Regions from separate parts of the Homo sapiens genome. Here region 2 is linked to region 1. A link is an interaction called in ENCODE POLR2A ChIA-PET data of the cell type or tissue named here. Cell type or tissue: Panc1. All regions are shown on one strand.

Region 1 (5,000 bases):
TTTAAGCATCCTCAGGTGAGGGTCATCCTGGGTTATCTGGGTGGGCCCTGAATGCCATCATAAGTGTCCTTGTGAGAGAGAGGTAGTGCGAGATTAGACACACACAGTTGGAAGGCCACGTGATGGTGGGAGCAGACATTGGGGTGTACAGCCACAAGTCCAGGAACACCCGCAGCCACCATAGGCAAGGCATGGGTTCTACCCTAGAGGCTCTGGAGGAAGTGCAGCTTTGCTGACACCTTAACTTCAGAGTTCTGGACTCCAGGACCTGTGAGAAAAAACTAGGCTGTTCTTTTAAGTCACTAAGTTCGTTGTAATTTGTTACAGCAGCCCAGGAAACTAATAAGAGAAGGCGGGGCAACAGGAGGTCTTTGCAGAGGCCTGTGATGGAGCTGTGGAGTGGGCATGTGAGGGTCCATGCAGCCCATGCAGACACCACACGTCCATGTGCAGTCTGCCTCTGTTGCAGTGCCCCGGCCTGTGGCTGATGGGGTCATGGGGACTCCCGGCAAGGACTTGCATTCATTCTCACATCTTGCCTCTGCCTTGTGCAGTGTGTTGTGATCTTGCCCACCACCCATGGCTCACACTGCATGGGAACTAGCCGCCTCCTTTTTCAACCCTTGTTAAGAAAGAATTTGTCTGGGTGACATCTGTCCTCTCTCTCCTCTGATGTTTTATCTTCTCTTTCTGTTGTTGGGCCAAGTTTTTGCTGCCTACAGCTGAAACTGCTCACAATTTCACATCATCCACTCTGTAAGGCAGGGCTTCTAGAACAGATAGTCCAGGGAGTTCTCACTCAGGGGGCTGCTCCCACTGGCATGGAGCTTCCTGAATGTAACTGCTCTGGCATCTTCTGCCGGGCACTGTTTTCTTTGAGCCGATGGAGTTCAGCTTTGTACCTGTCTGCACTTTGTTTAGCTTCCTCAGGAGGGTCTTTTAACCTCTACATTTTTGACCTATAAAATTTTTAATAAAATCTTGCAACTGGGGCCAAGCATGGTGGCTCATACCTGTAATCCCAGCACTTTGGGAGGCCAAGGTGGGAGGATCGCTTGAACCCAGGAGCTCCAGACCAGCCTGGGCAACATAATGAGACCCCCATCTCTACAAAAATAAAAATAAAAAATAAAATTAGCCAGGTGTGGTGGTGTGCGCCTGTGGTCCCAGCTACTCAGGAGGCTGAGGTGGAAGGATTGCTTAAGCCTGGGAGGTTGAGACTGCAGTGAGCTATGATTGTACCACTGCACTCCATCCTGGGCGACAGAGTGACACTCTGTCTTTAAAAAAAAAAAAAAAAACTTGCCATCAGCTCATAGATAACCAGCTTTCAAGTATATTTTAAAAATTCGGCTGGGAGCAGTGGTTCACACCTGTAATCCCATCACTTTGGGAGGCTGAGGCAGATGGATCACTTGAGGCCAGGAGTTCAAGACCAACTTGGTCAACATGGAGAAACTTCGTCTCTACTAAAAATACAAAAATTAGCTGGGCGCGGTGGCACATGCCTGTAATCTCATCTACTTGGGAGGCTGAGGCACTAGAATTACTTGAACCTGGGAACTGGAGGTTGCAGTGAGCCAGAATCGAGCCACTACACTCCAGCCTGGGCGATAGAGCAAGACTCTGTGTTAAGAAAAAAAAGTCCGGGTGCGGTGGCTCACACCTGCAATCCCAGCACTTTGGAAGGCCGAGGCGGGTGGATCACGAGGTCAGGAGATCAAGACCATCCTGGCTAACATGTGAAACCCCGTCTCTACTAAAAATACAAAAAATTAGCCGGGCGTGGTGGCGAGCGCCTGTAGTTCCAGCTACTCGGGCGGCTGAGGCAGGACAATGGCTTGAACCCGGGAAACGGAGCTTGCAGTGAGCCGAGATTGCGCCACTGCACTCCAGCCTGGGCGACAGAGCGAGACTCCGTCTCAAAAAACAAACAAACAAAAAATCTGTTTTCTTTTGGTCCCCAAAAAGCAAGCCGATTTTCCACTCATCTTTAAGCTTTGATACTTCCTCCAAGAGATTTTTTATTGTGTACCTTACTTCCTTGAAAAGGTTTCATTGTTTTGGGTTTCTCTTCATTGTCTGATTAAACACTTAAACAATGTTCTTTTATAATTTATCTTCATCTGTCGTTCAGTTATGTGTTGTCTTCCTCCGCCGCCCCGCACAGGAAAGTGAACTCCCTAGAAGAAAATGGCTCCCCAAAATTATATGCTCCGAACTCCTCCTGACAAACAGACAGGTTTTCAGGCAGAGGGACCACTAGACCTCCGTGAAGGCTCAGGAAGCGCGGGGCCCTGCCGCTTTGCCCGGAGGGAACCTGGTGGGCGGCCTGCATCACACCCCCATCCCACTCCAGCCCCTTGGGGGCTTCCCATTCTAGACACCCTAGTGCCAGAGCGTTAGAGTCGCCAGGTCCTGCTGGGCCTTGATCCTCTCTGTGGTCTGTTATCCTGGCTATCTTTTGGGCTCCATTTCTAGCTGTTTCGTGGGTTTCACAGAGAAAGTTTCTTGGTAGGAAGGATGGGAGCCCAGGAGTGTCCAGTGGGAGGCATGACTTTGGTATTAGTGACATTGCCCGGAAACAGTGCGTTTGAAGCCGCTGTCCCTGCTCTCTGCAGGCTCCCCGCTCTCTGTGGTGCCCCCGGGGAGTGGCAAGAAGCGGCATCCATCATCTCCCTCGGCCCAGCCCGGGCCTACGGCGTTCACCGGAGCCTCAGCCCCGCCCCCTCCAACTGACTCAGCCCGCCCCGCGCCCAGATGGCCAATCACTGGCTTAGCTCCTAATGCGCCACAAAGGCACTGGCAGTCTGGCCCCGCCCCAGCCCAGGACGCGCTGTTGCCATGGTGACGGTAAACCGGCTTGGTCTGAGTAGCCAAGCTCGCGTGTGAGACCCCTGCACAGACACTCAAGGGGCAGGTGAGGGGCGGAGGGGCCACGGTTGCGAGAAAAGAGGCCCTCCAAAGCCCCCGCAGCCCTCCTTGTTGGTTAGTGAAGATTTTGGCCCCACCTCGCGTCTCTTCACCGCTTCTGTCATCTTCCCGGATTCCTTCAGCGTCTACCTTGGTCTCTTGGGGCCTTCGCTCCTTGACCGCGAAAACAAAGTCGCTTCTTTCCTAAAAGTCTTCCTTTCTTCCTCAAAGTAATCATTCTTCAGGTATCTTGAGCAAAGTGCACAGAGAGCCGAGCCTCCTGAAGGCCGCTCCCTTTGTCAGGGATTGGAGTAGGGTTGGGCCAACTTGGCAGTTCCGCCCAATTCTGACTGGCAGGACCAGAAACCAAGGACTCTCTGTCTGTGGTATGGGCAAGTGGCCTTGGTAAATGACGTGGGGAGCTGCGGAGGCATCCATGACTTTCTTCCTTTTTTTCCTTTCTTTCCTTTCCTTCCTTTCCTTCCTTCCCTCCCTCCCTCTCTCTTTCTTTCTTTTTCTTCATTTATTTCTTTTTTTTTTTGATACGGAGTTTTGCTCTGTCGTCCAGGCTGGAGTGCAATGGTGCGATCTCGGCTCACTGCAACTTTTGCCTCCCGGGTTCAAATCATTCTCCTGCCTCAGCTTCCTAAGTAGCTGGGATTACAGGTGCGTGCCACCAAGCCCAGCTAATTTTTGTATTTTTTAGTAGAGATGGGGTTTTGCCGCGTTGGCCAGACTGGTCTTGAACTCCTGACCTCAGCTGATCTGCCCGCCTTGGCCTCCCAAAGTGCTGGGATTACAGGCATGAGCCACCATGCCTGGCCAACACCCTGTTGTTTAAGCCACTTTGGCCAGGATTTCCTGTACTTGAACCTGGAAGCATCCTTTATAATATGCCATCCTTATGATAACACCTCTGTCCCACTGTGAACACCCATGAGACTCTAGACCTCAGTATTACCAGTCACTGCACCCTCTCCGAATCTCCAGGTCAGCCATCTCCCTCCCATACCCTGCCCAGCCTTCCGGTGGACCTCACCATCTCTTTGAAGGCCTTTCCTCACTTGGCTTGAGACAGCATTCCCTGGTCTTCAGCCTTTCTCAGGGGGCCTCCCTGGGTCTCACTTTCTCACCTTTGTGGTGGCAGTGGTGCAGCCTCCATCCAGCCTTGGACCCTTCTTTTGATCTCTTCACCCTCCTTAAATGAAGGTATCGAGCCATGATTTTTAAATTTCATCTGCATGCTGACTCCCCAAGCCACTGTCTCCAGCTTGTTTTTATAGACACAGGCTCAAGCAGCCAACTGCCTCACACACATCATGCTTGGATGCTGTATTAGTCCGTTCTCACACTGCTGAAGAAAGGCCTGAGACTGGGTAATTTATAAACAAAAGAGGTTTAATTGGCTCACAGTTCTGCAGGCTGTACAGGAAGCATGGCAGCATCTGCTTCTGGGGAGGCCTCAGGGAGCTTTCACTCATGGCAGAAGGCAGAGCGGGAGCAGGTGTCTCACATGGCAGGACCAGGAGCAAGACAGGGAATGGGGAGATGCCCCACACTTTCAAACAGTCGGATCCCTCCCGAACTCACTCACTAAGAGGAGAACAGTGCCGAGGGGATGGTGCTGACCCATTCATGAGAACTCCGCCCCCATGATCAAATTACCTCCCGCCAGGCCCCACCTCCAACACTGGGGATTACAATTGAACAGGAGATTTGGGTGGCGACACAGATCCAAACCATATCAGATATCTAATGCCCATTTCAAATTGAGCATGTTCGAAATAGAATTACTGATGTCTCATGTGTCCGTGTGAAGAGACCACCAAACAGGCTTTGTGTGAGCAACAAGGCTGTTTATTTCACCTGTGTGCAGGCGGGCTGAGTCTGAAAAGAGTCAGCAAAGGGTGGTGGGATTATCATTAGTTCTTATAAGTTTGGGGATAGGCAGTGGAGTTAGAAGCAATGTTTTGTGGGCAGGGGGTGGATCTCGAAAAGTACGTTCTCAAGGGTGGGGAGAATTACAAAGAACCTTCTTAAGGGTGGGGGAGATTATAAAGAACCTTCTTAAGGGTGGGGGAGATTAC
Region 2 (5,000 bases), 130 kb before region 1:
GGTGGAGGCTGCAGTGAGCCGAGATCACGCCATTGCACTCCAGCCTGGGCAACAAGAGCAAAACTCCATCTCAAAAGAAAAATAATAATAATAATAATGGTGCAAACTTTGGCCAGGCACAGTGGCTCAAGTCTATAATCCCAGCACTTTGGGAGGCCAAGGCGGGTGGATCACCTGAGATCAGGACTTCGAGACCAGCCTGACCAACATGGTGAAACCCCGTCTCTACTAAAAATACAAAATTAGCCAGGCCTGGTGGCGCACACCTGTAATCCCAGCTACTCAGGAGGCTGAGGCAGGAGAATCACTTGGATCCAGGAGGTGGAGTTTGCAGTGAGCTGAGATCGCACCATTGCACTCCAGACTGGGCAACAAGAGCAAAACTCCATCTCTAATAATAATAATAATAGGCCATCCATGGTGGTTCACGCCTGTAATCCCAGCACTTTGGAAGGCCGAGGCAAGCGTATCACCTGAGGTCGGGAGTTCACAAGCAGTCTGACCAACATGGAAAAACCCCGTCTCTACTAAAAATACAAAATTAGCTGGGCGTGGTGGCACATGCCTGTAATCCCAGCTATTAGGGAGGCTGGGGCAGGAGAATCCTTGAACCTGGGAGATGGAGGTTGCAGTGAGCCAAGATCGCGCCATTGCACTCCAGCCTGGGCAACAAGAGCGAAACTCCATCTCAAAAAATAATAATAATAAAAAAATAATAATAATGGTGCAAACTCTGAAGTTTACAACGTGGCTCCAAATGTATTACTAGTAGGATCACCATAGTGCAAGTGTTATCACCTTTAGAGACGAGGAAATAGAGATGTCAAGGCTTTTTTTTCTTCTAAGTCATTGGTATCTACTGTTATTTTATACTTCACAGCCACTTAAATTTAGATGCTAAATTTACATCAGAAATACTTGATCTATAATTAGATTTTATTAAATTTACTATGGATAAAAAGGCATTCACACACCCAAATTATTCTGGGCACTTAAAAGCTTTCCGGCTGGGCATGGTGGCTCACGCCTATAATCCCAGCACTTTGGGAGGCCGAGGCGGGCAGATCACCTGAGGTCAGGAGTCGAACTCCTGGCCAACATGGTGAAACCCCGTCTCTACTCAAAATACAAAAAATTAGCCAGGTGTGGTAGCACATTCCTGTAATCCCAGATACTCAGGAGGCTGAGGCAGCAGAATCACTTGAACCCAGGATGCAGAGGTTGTGGTGAGCCGATATCTCACCATTGCACTCCAGCCTGGGCAACAGAGTGAGACTCCGTCTCAAAAAAAAACAAAGCAAAAAAGAGGCCGGGCTTGGTGGCTCACACCTGTAATCCCAGCATTTTGGGAGGCCAAGTCGGATGGATCACCTGAGGTTGGGAGTTCGAGACCAAACTGACCAACATGGAGAAACCCTGTATCTACTAAAAATACAAAATTAGCCTAGCCGGGTGTGGTGGCACATGCCAATAATCCCAGGTACTCGGGAGGCTGATGCAGGAGAATCACTTGAACCCGAGAGGCGGAGGTTGCAGTGAGCCAAGAACGTGCCATTGCACTCCAGCCCGGGCAAAAAGAGCAAAACTCCGTCTCAAAACAAAAAAGTTTTCCAATAACTGAATCAAGTATCAGTATTTAAATTAAAACTTACATTAAAAGTAAAAGTAAACATTCAGGCCTGGCATGGTGGCTCACACCTGTAATCACAGCACTTTGGGGGCCAAGGCAGGTGGATCACCTGAGGTCAGGAGTTCGAGACCAGCCTGGCCAACATGGGGAAACCCCGTCTCTACTAATAATACAAAAATTAGCCAGGAGTGGTGGTGGGTGCCTGTAATTCGAGCTACTTGGGAGGCTGAGGCAGGAAAATCACTTGAACACAGGAGGCGGAGGTTACAGTGAGCTGAAATAGTGCCACTGCACTCCAGACTGGGCGACAGAGTGAGACTCAGTCTCATTAAAAAAAAAAAAAAAATGCTTCAATACATGTTAACTGCTGAGGAACATTACAACAATATAAACAGAAATAAGCTCAAAATGCATGTTGAAGCATTACAAAATACTGAAAAGGAATTTTTTTTTAAATACTGAATTCACAAGCTTATAGTTCACTTCTGTAACACAGCTGTTAACTCTTCCTTGGTTACTTACATAATGTTAGACTGAATTAAGTAGAATTTTCCTATGAAATTAGCTTTAAATAGTGAGTTGACTTGAATAATAATATATGCATCACTGTGCTTCAACATCCAGTCCATTTCTATTCTCTGTGACTTGTGTATGTCAATATATACCAGTGTCTTGTGGTTTCTCTCTTTTCAGTACCATTAGATATACAGTTGATTTTTTTTTTTGGAGACAGAGTCTCGCTCTGTCGCTGAGGCTGGAGTGCAGTGGCACAATCTTGGCTCACTGCAACCTTCGCCTCCCAGGTTCAAGCGATTCTCCTGCCTCAGCCTCCAAAGTAGCTGGGATTACAGGCCCACGCCGCCATGCCCTGCTAATTTTTTGTATTTCAGTAGAGACAGGGTTTCACCATGTCCCCCAGGCTGGTCTCAAACTCCTGAGCTCAGGCAATCTGCCTGGCTCACCCTCCCAAAGTGCTGGGATTACAGGCCTGAGCCACTGCACCCAGCCTTTTTTTTTTTTTTTTTTTTTCGGAGACAGGTTCTTACTCTGTCACCCAGCCTGGAGTGCAGTGATGCAATCAGAGCTCACCACAGCCTCTATCTCCTGCTCAAGTGATCCTCCTGCTTCATCCTCTCCAGTAGCTGGGACTATGGGCATCTGCCACAATGCCCAGCTCATTTTTTTTATTTTTATATATTTATTTTTTTGAAACGGAGTCTTCCTCTGTCACCTAGGCTGGAGTACAGTGGCAAGATCTTGGCTCACTGCAACCTCCATCTCCAAGGTTCAAGCGATTCTCCTGTCTCAGCCTCCCCGATAGCTGGGACTACAGGTGTGCGCCACCGCGCCCAGCTAATTTTTTATATTTTTGGTAGAGACAGGGTTTCGCCATCTTGGCCAGGTCAGTCTCAAACTCCTGGCCTCAAGTGATCCACTTGCCTCGGCCTCCCAATGTGCTGGGATTACAGGCAGGAGCCACCGCACCCAGCCGACCCCATCTCCTTAAAAAAGAAAAAAATCCACATATACATAGACCCACACAGGTCAAACCCATTTTGTTTAAGGGTCAACTGTACTTTTATTATTAGAATTCAATAAGAGATGAAATGAATGCTTGATGCCCCATCTTCAATTCTCCACTTCAGCGCAAGACGAATTGAGTAACAGGGACCAGGTTATATTGGAAAAAAAAAACATTTTTTGACAAAACGTAAGGACAAAAATGGTTTCCAATTGGCCAGGCATGGTGGCTCACGCCTGTAATCCCAGCACTTTGGGAGGCTGAGGCAGGTGGATCACGAGGTCAGGAGATCGAGACCATCCTGGCCAACACGGTGAAACCCCGTCTCTACAAAAAATACAAAAAATTAGCCGGGCATGATGGCAGGCACCTATAGTCCCAGCTACTCCGGAGGCTGAGGCAGGAGAATAGCGTGAACCCGGGAGGTGGAACTTGCAGTAAGCCGAGATCGCACCACTGCACTCCAGCCTGGGCGACAGAGTGAGACTCCGTCTCAAAAAAAAAAAAAAAAAAAAAATGGTTTCCAAGACCCTGAACATCAGAAAACAGAGAGTAATCCCTAAGAGATAGGAAACAAATGAGATGAGTCCTACAAGTGCCCCAGCTAACTGACTTGAGTAGTTTGTAGAATGTGCTACAAGGAAAAATAACTAAGGCAGAGCCTGGCAGATTCCTTGAGTTGAAAAGATAGATTTGATAGTCTGGGGAGACACAGGCAGCTAGAATTCACAGAACACAGCACCAGAGAAGAAAGAGCTGCATGGAGAGAAAACCCCAGAGACCTGCAGCGTCCCACTTGAGAGCTCAGCAGTGTATTGATCAGTACATGAGTATAAGGGCATTACCCACATCTGTCAAAAGAACCATCTAAAAAGATCAGAGGGAATAGTGCCCAGTGCTCACACAGGGCATGGAATAGTGCCTGTTCCTACACCAGGCAGATTAGAAATGTCATAATTCAGGCTGTGCGTGGTGGCTCACGCCTGTAATCCCAGCACTTTGGGAGCCCGAGGCAGGCAGATCACTTGAGGTCAGGAGTTCAAGACCAGCCTGGCCAACATAGTGAAACCCCGTCTTTACTAAAAATACAGAAATTAGCTGGGCATGGTGGCACATGCCTGTAATCCCAGCTCTCAGGAGGCTAAGGCAGGAGAATCACTTGAATCCGTGAGGTGGAGGTTACAGTGAGCTAAGATCGTGCCACTGCACTCCAGCCTGGGCAACAGAGCGAGACTCTGTCTCAAAAAAAAAATGTTGTTCTCCCTCTCCCCTCTCCGTCGTCTCCGTCTCCCGCTTTCCACGGTCTCCCCCTCTCCCTCATCTCCGTCTCCCGCTTTCCACCGTCTCCCTCTGCTGGACTGTACTGCCTCGATTTCGGCTCACTGCAACCTCCCTGCCTGATTCTCCTGCCTCAGCCTGCCGAGTGCCTGGGATTGTAGGGGCACGCTGCCACGCCTGACTGGTTTTTTTTTTGGTGGAGACGGGGTTTCGCCGTGTTGGCCAGGCTGGTCTCCAGCTCCTGACCTCGAGTCATCTGCCTGCCTCGGCCTCCTGAGGTGCCGGGATTGCAGACAGAGTCTCGCTCACTCAGTGCTCAATGTTGCCCAGGCTGGAGTGCAGTGGCGTGATCTCCGCTCACTACAACCACCACCTCCCAGCCGCCTGCCTTGGCCTCCCAAAGTGCTGAGATTGCAGCCTCTTCCCAGCCGCCACCCGGTCTAGGAAGTGAGGAGCGTCTCTGCCTGGCCGCCCATCATCTGGGATGTGAGGAGCCCCTCTGCCCGGCAGCCCAGTCTGGGAAGTGAGGAGCGCCTCTTCCCGGCCGTCATCCCGTCTAGGAAGAGAGGA

What was found. ChIA-PET counts read pairs that join two places held together with the same protein. Peaks named below come from ENCODE experiments on the same cell type or tissue, not always from the same donor. Only the 100,000 strongest peaks of a DNase experiment are listed, where the experiment ranks them.
Region 2: POLR2A ChIA-PET joins it to region 1 with 8 read pairs; 7 of 35 experiments call an interaction of 5 or more read pairs at or near these places.

The regions. Positions count from the first base shown.
Region 1 is chr10:43,320,736-43,325,735 of GRCh38, reverse strand. It overlaps LINC02633 (long intergenic non-protein coding RNA 2633), which reads right to left and starts at 2,742. Exons shown (of 2, transcript XR_945901.3): 1 at 2,036-2,742. All of the region lies in intron 2 of LOC105378271 (a long non-coding RNA gene), which reads right to left. In Panc1, no CTCF peak of the experiment used is centred here; no DNase peak of the experiment used is centred here; H3K4me3 peaks cover 518 bases.
Region 2 is chr10:43,446,655-43,451,654 of GRCh38, reverse strand. All of the region lies in intron 1 of ZNF487 (zinc finger protein 487), which reads right to left. Among named protein-coding and RNA genes, the nearest start is that of ZNF487, 12 kb to the right of the region's middle. In Panc1, no CTCF peak of the experiment used is centred here; no DNase peak of the experiment used is centred here.